2 separate regions of the Homo sapiens genome follow, and region 1 is linked to region 2. Evidence: chromatin contacts called from ENCODE Hi-C data. All regions are on one chromosome and are shown on one strand. Each heading gives the region's core, a stretch centred on a gene start or an enhancer-like site at or near the end of the contact. The rest is flanking DNA. Distances are from core to core; before and after follow the strand shown.

Region 1 (4,485 bases), core at 711-3,210, 760 kb before region 2:
GGGATTTTTATGAATGAGAGAACCAAGGCTTGGAGAGTTTAATTTTCCCAAGACCACAGGATTAACAAGTACCAGAACCCAGCCAGGCCTGAGTGGGAGCTCTCTGCTGTTTACATCATAGGCCGCCTGAAGAAGTCACTGACAAGACCTAGTAATTAAAGAACCTCGAGAAGCTAGGAGTTTCATTCTTTGAGGACTGTGAGCTTTTTTAAAAGTGCAAAGAATATGCCATCCTTTAAAAAAATGCTTCCCATCTGAATTGAGATTCCTGTTCACACAACATGTTTTGAGCCTCCAGCCCTTCCTGGCAGAACCCTGGTAGCAGTGGCTGTCCCAACAGAAGTATTTTTGCTGACTTTTGTGGCTTAAAAGCCTTCTCTGATGGAGCACTTTTCCTCCCCTCTTCCTCTTCTCAGCCTCCTCCGGCAGGATGAAGGGTGTAAGATTTTGTGCTGAGGCGCTGAAGCTTGACAAATTGAGGCCAGCCTATCTCTAAATGGAATCCGTGTATCTTGCTAGGGAGGGAGAAAATCAAGTTCCAGCACTTCCCTCCTTATCAGCCTCTCCTTTTCCCTACCCTTCCCTGAGGATAAAAATAACCGCTTCCCAGGGCCTCACTGCGATGGAGCAACTGTGCCCCGAAGCCAGGCCTAGCTGTCAGAGCAGCTGCTCCCCGAGGCACGGCCCCGCGAGAGCCTTGGGGTCAGGACGGGGGCCTGTCCGCAGGGACGAGGTGTCCCAGGACAGGGCAGGGGCCCTTGGAGCCTCACCAAGAGAGGGGGCACTGGTGCAAGTTTGACCGCGATGGTGGGCGGCTCACAAAAATACATCAGGAGGCCCGGAAGTCCATGCACTGGCTGGCTCCACCGCCTTTAAGTACACGAGGTCTATCTGCAGTTCTTAACCTCTTTGAGGGCACAAGGACTCCCTAGAACAAATGATGACATACCACCTCTCTGTGTGCAATCAAGCATACACACAACACACAGAAACATGGACGTGGACACAAATACGCACGGAGACACATACACTTTTGCACACAGTTTCATATTATTGGAAGGCTGTCGAAGCCTGGTATGGACCACAGATTAACAACCCCAAAGGCAGGTTGATTATAGTGATGCAGAACGATTATAAAAAAAATAACAATTTGGCAGGGCGCGGTGGCTTACACCTGTAATCCCAGCACTTTGGGAGGCCGAGGTCAGTTGATCACGTGAGGTCAGGAGTTCGAGACCAACCCGGCCAACATGGTGAAACCCCGTCTCTACTAAAAATACAAAAAAATTAGTCGGGCATGGTTGCGGGCGCCTGTAATCCCAGCTACTCGGGAGGCTGAGGCAGGAGAATGGCTTGAACCTAGGAGGCAGAGGTTGCAGTGAGCCGAGATCGTGCCAGTGCACTCCAGCTTGGGTGACGGAGCAAGACTTCGTCTCAAAATAAATAAATAAAAATATAAAAATAAATAAAATTTTGTAACGTAAAAATAGGGTTAGTAAAGCGTGCTAAGATCTTTCTGGAAAACAAATATATGTAGTATAAATTCTAATAATAGATACGGAAACGATAAAGTTGATCACCGATGGTAAGATAAAGGATGATTTCTATTTATTTGAGTTTTCCCACTAAACAGGAAAGCATGCTGCTTTTTCGCAACCAGAACGGCCGCATCCAGGCGTTTCCGGGGACCTGGGGCGCCCACTGAGCTGCAGGCGCGGCCGGTGGCTCCAGCCTGGCCCGTCCGTCGGGAAAGGAGGGTTACAGACAATAGACAAGCAAACATTAGACGCAGTGACCGCGTGGGGCGGGGACCGGCTCTTGCGGAGAGGGTGACCCGAGCCCTTCGCCCGCCGAGGCACTTTAAAACCCCAGCGCGTTGCCCAGGCCGGCCCGCCCAGAGCGAAAGGTGCGTGCGCGCTCCCGGGGAGGCGGCGGCGCGCACGGGCGCGTCCCGCGGGCAGCCCCCAACTCCGGACGATGCAGCGAGGAGGCGGCGGCGGCGGCGCGCTCCGGAGGTCTGAAGCCACTGCTGGCTGCCACGGGCCGGCGGTGCGATGAGCTGGGCAGCCGCCCCCGGCTCGGGGCTGTGAGCGGCTCGGGGCCGGGGGTGGGCGGCGGTGCGGCGGGCGGCCGACGCTCCTCTTCGGCGGCGGCGGCGGCGGCCATGCGTGGGGCGGCGCGGCTGGGGCGGCCGGGCCGGAGTTGCCTCCCGGGGGCCCGCGGCCTGAGGGCCCCGCCGCCGCCGCCGCTGCTGCTTCTGCTTGCGCTGTTGCCGCTGCTGCCCGCGCCTGGCGCTGCCGCCGCCCCCGCCCCGCGGCCCCCGGAGCTGCAGTCGGCTTCCGCGGGGCCCAGCGTGAGTCTCTACCTGAGCGAGGACGAGGTGCGCCGGCTGATCGGTGAGTGGGGCCGCCGAGGCCGGGGCGGGCAGGTCGGGCCGGCTGGGGCAGCTTCCGGCCGCCGGCGGATCAGTCTGCGAGCCGTGGACCTCGGGCGAGTACCCTCCCCGCCCCCCGCGCCCGGATTCGCCTCGCGGCCCGGTCTCTGCCTGCCGTGCTGGCTGGGAGGTGTGGTCCCTGCCCGGTCCCCAGCTCTGGGTCAGCCTTCGTGCCGCCCTCGCTGCCCCGCCGCGATAGACCCAGATTCACCCCATCCCATCCTCCTCACTGCCTCCTTAGCCCTTCTCCCTAGAAGAGTCAGTCACCCTTACAACTTTTTTTCCTTGCTGCACGAAGTTTTTTTGACGCTTTCTATGTGTGTCACTCTAGGGCCCTCGATTTTGAATATCTCGAAATTCACGTTTTAGACTGAACTTGCAAACCCTTTGCTGTGGTTTTGATGCTCCAGTAGAGGCCACGCTCTGTGCTTACCCTTTTACAAAAAAAAAAAAAAAAAAAAAAAAAACGAGAGAGAAAGAAGGGGAGGTTATAAGGGCACCAAATGTTCGTGGCAGCCTCCAACTCTTGGGACGTAGATTTGGAGCATATGCTTAGATTCTAAGCATATTTTTAGTGAATGAATCGCCAGGTAGCAGACCTTTTTAGTTTCAATACCTTTTTGGTTTTTGCATTGGGTGTGTTGGGAGTTTGGACTGACTCTGTACTTCTGGGCCACTCTCCTACTTTTGAGTATCTTGAAGGGAAACAAGAACTTAGTCTTGGGTCGGTTTGTGGTTCCATTTACTTGCTTAGCTTTGTTGTTTGGGGAATTAATTTGAAAAATTGCTGGGGTCTTATGTTAGGACTTTGTGGATTCTGGAAATGACCCCTTAGAGGAAGATCTGACAGGAACGACCCCCCAAAAAGGAAGTCCTTGGTACCTAGACGTTTGCATTCTTTTGTTATTATGGCAGTATCTTTATTTCATCTGAAGGTGGTGCTTCTGAGTGTTTGAGGGGAAAAATTATTCTCTATTGCATCCATTATTTGTCAGTATTCTATTTTTTTTTAAGTAATAAGACTTTGTTGAGGTGTGTTGAGATTGACTCAGTGTAGAAATGGAATTACTGAAAGCAGACTCTTTAGACATTACATGTACGGATTTGCAGTTTTTAGCCAAAGAAGAATGCTCTTTTTATGAAGTCGTGCTCATTCTTAATCCTTCTTAGTCTAGCTGAGTTAGCTGAATGTAGTTTAGCTGAATTAAAACTCTACTTGGGGTAGTACTTGGAACACAAGACTAAGATTTAGGAAAAATAATACAAGACGACTCATATCACATTAATTTTAGAAATATTAACGTATTATGCATGGTTTTGTAAAGGCTTTTTGGTTAAAAGCACTTATATAGCTTGTGACTTTGTTTACATGGGTAAACAAAGTCAGAGGTGTAGGTAGGAGACAGAAGACAACCAGGGACTGACATTGAATTCCTGCCATATACCTGCCCCTACATGCTTTATACACATAATTTCTTCTAATTTTCTCGGGGCCCAGTGAGGTAGGTGGCATTATGCCTATTGTAGAGATGAGGAAAGTGGGGTTTTAAAGTAACTTGCTCAAGGTCACACAGTTAATTTTTTTTTAGACGGAGTCTCGCTCTTGTCACCCAGGCTGGAGTGCAGTGGCGTGATCTCGGCTCACTGCAATCTCTGCTTCCTGGGTTCAGGTGATTCACCTGCCTCAGCCTCCCAAGTAGCGACCACTTCTGGCTATTTTTTGTATTTTTAGTAGAGACAGGGTTTCACCATGTTGGTCAGGCTGGTCTTGAACTCCTGAGCTCGTGATCTGCCCGCCTCGGCCTCCCAAAGTGCTGGGATTACAGGTGTGAGCCACCGCACCTGGCCTAGTTCATATTTTTGAAAAAAATGAAACAGTGTTGACATAGGCTGCAAAGTTTTATCGAATGAAATGAAGATTTTGTCTGTAGAAGTTTGATTATGTCATGGTGGAAAATAAATCATTGCTAATTAGCACTTGAGTTATATATTTGTTACCTTATTCAAAGGTTGGCCTGGAACTAATTTTCTTAGCAGTATTTGCAGCAGAG
Region 2 (4,258 bases), core at 1,619-4,118:
TTTTCTTGTTGAATTGAAACCTTTACCATTATAGAATATTAATTATATAAGGGTAACAAATTTTCTTAGTATTTACTTATCTGAAAAGGATCTTGTTTTTCCTTCACTTATGAGGCTCAGTTGGCTGAATATGAAATTCTTGGTTGGAATTTCTTTTTTATTTTATTTATTTATTTTCTTTGAGATGGGGTCTCACTCTGTCATTCAGGCTGGAGTGCGATGGCGCCATCTTGGCTCACAGCAACCTCCATCTCGGGTTCAAGTGATTCTCCTGACTCAGCCTCCCAAGTAGCTGGGATTACAGGTGCCCACCACCATGCCTGGCTAATTTTTGTATTTTTAGTAGAGATGGAGTTTTACTGTGTCGGTCAGGTGGTCTCAAACTCCTGACCTCAGGTGATCCACCTGCCTCGGCCTCCCAAAGTGCTGGGATTACAGGTGTGAGTCACTGCACCTGGCCGGAATTTCTTTAAAAAAAAAAATGCTGAATATAGGCCCCCCCCATCTTTTCTGGTTGTATAGTTTCTACTGAAAGGCCTGCTGTTAGCCTAATGGTGTTTCCTTTGTAGGTGACCTGCTGTTTCTCTCTAGCTGCCTTTAAAACTTTTTCTTTATTTCGACCTTACAGAATCTGATGACTATGTGTCTTGGGGATAGTGATCTTTTATAGCGTCTGGCAGGGGTTCTCTGCATTTCCTGCCTTTGAATGTTGGCCTCTAGCAAGGTTGGGGAAATATTCACCGGCAATATCCTCAAATATGTTTTCCAAGTAGCTTGCTTTCTCTCCTTCTCTTTCAGGGATGCCAGTGAACTGTAGATCTGGTCTCTTTACATAACCTGTATTTCTCGGAGGTTTTATTCATACTTTTAAATTCTTTTTTTCTTTATTTTTGTCTGACTGAGTTATTTTGGAGAACGGTCTTCAAGCTCTGAGAGTGTTTCCTCAGTTTGGTCTATTCTACTATTAATACTTGAGATTGTATTACTAAATTCTTGAAGTGAGTTTTTTAGGTCTATCGGATCAGTTTATTTTTTTCTTAAAATAGCCATTTCATCCTTCATCTCCTGTAGCATCTTATTGATTCCTTGGATGGGGTTGCAACTTTCTCCTGAATCTCAATGATCTTCATTCCTATCCATTTTCTGAATTCTATGTCTGTCATTTCAGCCATTTCAGGCTGGCTAGGGACGATTGCTAGAGAATTAGTGTGGTGGTTTGGAGGTAAGAAGACACTCTGGTTTTTGAGTTGCCAGAGTTCTCACACTAGTTCTTTCTCATCTGTGTGGGCTGATGTTCCTTCAATTTTTGAAGTTGATGTGCTTTGGAGAGGTTTTCTGCTTTTATCTTCTTTGATGATCTTGGTTTGATTGTGGTATATGGTGGGTTTGGTTGACTTGCTTCATTTCTGGAAGATTTTAGGGGGCCCAGACTCAGCTCAGCACTCCTGGGCTGCGTGCTCTAACTCTGGGAGGGCTGGTGCTGGGCGCCTGGCTGTGCTATCTGAACCCTCAAGGTTAGGAATCTATTCTGCTGGAGGGGCTGAGTTGTTCCCAGTCTGCTGGCCACAGCACTGTGATGGAAGATGCTAGCCAAAGCACTTGGTCAGGGTGGTGTCAGTGAGATCTGTGCTTACTGATGTATGGCAGCAGCTGCAGCAGCATGGCGGGGTGCACACGTGTTAGCTGGGGAGGGGTTCCAGCAGAAATGGGGAGGCGGTGTTCCTGCATGTGCTCATGCCAGTGGTGGTGGTGGTGCATTGGTAGGGGGGAAAATGGGGGCTGGGGCACTGGCAGCCGTGGGGTTGCTGGTGTTGCACTTGTACTGGCGGTGGTGGCAGCTGGGGTGGGGTGCTGGTGGAGGTGAGGTTGCCAGCATTCATGAGCATGTTATAAAATTTTTAAATTTTTGTCTCAATTTTTTTTAAGTCACAAACATTTTTATTGGAAAGCAATGAGCTGCAGCAAAGTGACACTCAGTGCATGCAGCCAAATGGGTGAGGTGGGGGTACAGGTGGGTGCCAAGAGCTGACCCAAGACTAGAGCTCATGACCTCTGGGGCCTCTGGCTATAAGCCCTTTGGGCTGGAGTGTGCAGGCCCAGCAGAAATACAAAAATAAACTCTGTGGTCTAGCTGTCCCTGCCTGTGGTAGTTCGTTTGGGCAAGGTGGTTACTCTTTGCAGCAGGTCCTGTGCTGTCTAGTCCAGCCACAGCGTGGGCAGCAGAAGCCTATGGGGTTGAGTGGACACCTACAGGCTGGAGCCAAAGGGCCAGGCAGGTGTGGCCTTGGGCAGTGCTGAGACTCTGACAGCACCAGGGTCTGGCCTGCAGCTGGGGAGGCCTCAGGGCCTCTCAGGTGGGCAGGTCCAGGCATTGGTTGAAGCTGGATGAAGCTGGGGCCTGTGCTACTCCTCATCACATACAAATCACTGGGAACCTGTCCTCCTTGGTCTGGTCTCTTCGGCCCCACCCTCACTGCCTCCACCTCTGCTTCCTTTCTCTTCCTCCTCTTCCCCCAGTTCCAGGTCCATCTCGTTGCCTGCCTCTGAGGGTGTGCAGGTGGAGCTGCTAATGGAGCGGTGGCTGAAGAAAACAATTTGCTTGAGCCCTTTGTTGTAGAAGAAGTAGTTGAAGGACCAGAGGGTATCTTCTTCTCTGAAGGCATCTGGGTCCATGTCTGGGTTATAGCTGTGGGTGTCTCATTAAGCCAGGTGGATCTCCTCATCCACTGTGTTCCACAGCTGTGTTCTAGGACCTTGATGTCCCCCCACGCAGCTGAGAACAGACTGCGGTTGACTGCATTCACCACCCACCTGAGGCTGGGCTTCCGGCTGAACCCATGGCTGCGGGCTGTGCTGAGGTCATAGTCAGGCCTGAAAGGACTCGCTGAGCATGACAATCAAGTGGAAGAGGGTCTTGCAATTGCACTTGTCCCTGAGGGGGGCCCTTGTCCTTGCCACCTTGGTTCTTGCTCAGGCTGCTGGGGCTGAGGCCTGAGGTCTGGGATGGGGAGAGAGCCTTCAGTATGTGGGCCGCCCTCCTGTCAGAACAGTGTTTGTCGTCTCCTGCTATCTTACGTGAGTAGCTCTCAATCCTGCTGATAATGTGGGTATCTTTGCTCTCTACAGTTAGCTGTGAGTTGATGGCTTCAAAGCCCAGTTCTCCAATAGCTTCCTGTCTCAGGGAGGGAGCTCCATGCTTGAGAGGGGCCATTGCTGCCTGCCTGGTGGGGCTAAATCAGGCCTGGCTGGGTCATCGGCACCGGTGCATAGGCAGGGCAGGCTCCGCACAGTGTGGGCTCCTCAGCACCAGAGGGTGGCACCGTGGCATCCACCTGGGCCACACTGTATCTGGGGGAAGAAACTCCATGGCAATGTTTCATTATACCTGGCCCTGCTGGCTCATCCAGGTGGTCACTATGACACATCCTTACCACACTGCACATTGCCTGCTTTAGCCACCAACATGCCACCAACCACCACAGATCACCTTGGTCAGCCAGCAACCTCCACCTCCCCCACCAGTCAATGTCTATCAGTCAAAATTCCTAGAACTAAATAAGTATAAAAGAAACTTAACTACTTCAACTTAAAAATAATTTGCTTCTGTCTGCCTATGAAAATGTTAATATTTGTGAAATCTGAGTGAAGGGTATATGGCAATTCTTCAACTATTCTTTCAACTGCTCTGTAAGCCTGAAATTATGTTAAAATAAAAATTCAAAAACAAAAGCCAAAAACCTTGTACCCTTAAGGGTTACTTGAGTTAGTGGTTCACAGCAACAGATACTCAAATCTGGTTTGTGTTACTTCTGAAAATTAAGCTTCATATCTTTTTCTTCATGGCTCTTTCTGGTGTAAAGTACAACTTGAATCTCATGTTAGAAGGTCTATCCCAACAAAGCCCAGACCACTGGACTCTAGAGGCTTCACGCATGTGGCAGACTCCTGAATATTGTCAGGCTTTATCTCCCATTTTCTGGCATTGCAGGTACTTTACTAAGGCATTTAGGTGCTAGCTCTTTGGGGCTCTCCAGGTCCAATTAGCATGATAAAGATATGTAATGGATCAGCTTGGGCTTCTGGGTCCCTCCAGATTGCATTCTGACTAAGTGCAGGCAAGCCGACATAGCCCGGAGGCAGGACAGTAAAAGTATACTGCTGTCCCTGCCACAACAGGGCAGAAGAGGATTAAGGTGGGGGTGGGCAGGATAAAGCATTTGCCAGGTCAATAGTGGCCCAGGTGCCAGGGACTGTGTGG

The links. Hi-C counts contacts between places; a loop is a spot of excess contacts on that map. Pooled maps may share reads with other maps.
Region 1: a loop to region 2 is called in a pooled map, with 3 times the contacts of the local background. The contact joins the promoter of RYK here to the promoter of BFSP2-AS1 in region 2. A Hi-C loop is called at or near these places in 4 of 50 pooled maps.

What each region holds. Positions count from the first base shown.
Region 1 is chr3:134,248,334-134,252,818 of GRCh38, reverse strand. RYK (receptor like tyrosine kinase) reads left to right here and starts at 1,960. Exons shown (of 15, transcript NM_002958.4): 1 at 1,960-2,396. The coding sequence starts at 2,165. RefSeq lists a silencer at 1,786-2,605 and an enhancer at 1,941-2,719.
Region 2 is chr3:133,489,719-133,493,976 of GRCh38, reverse strand. BFSP2-AS1 (BFSP2 antisense RNA 1) reads left to right here and starts at 2,868. Exons shown (of 4, transcript NR_189064.1): 1 at 2,868-3,075. It also overlaps the pseudogene MAF1P1.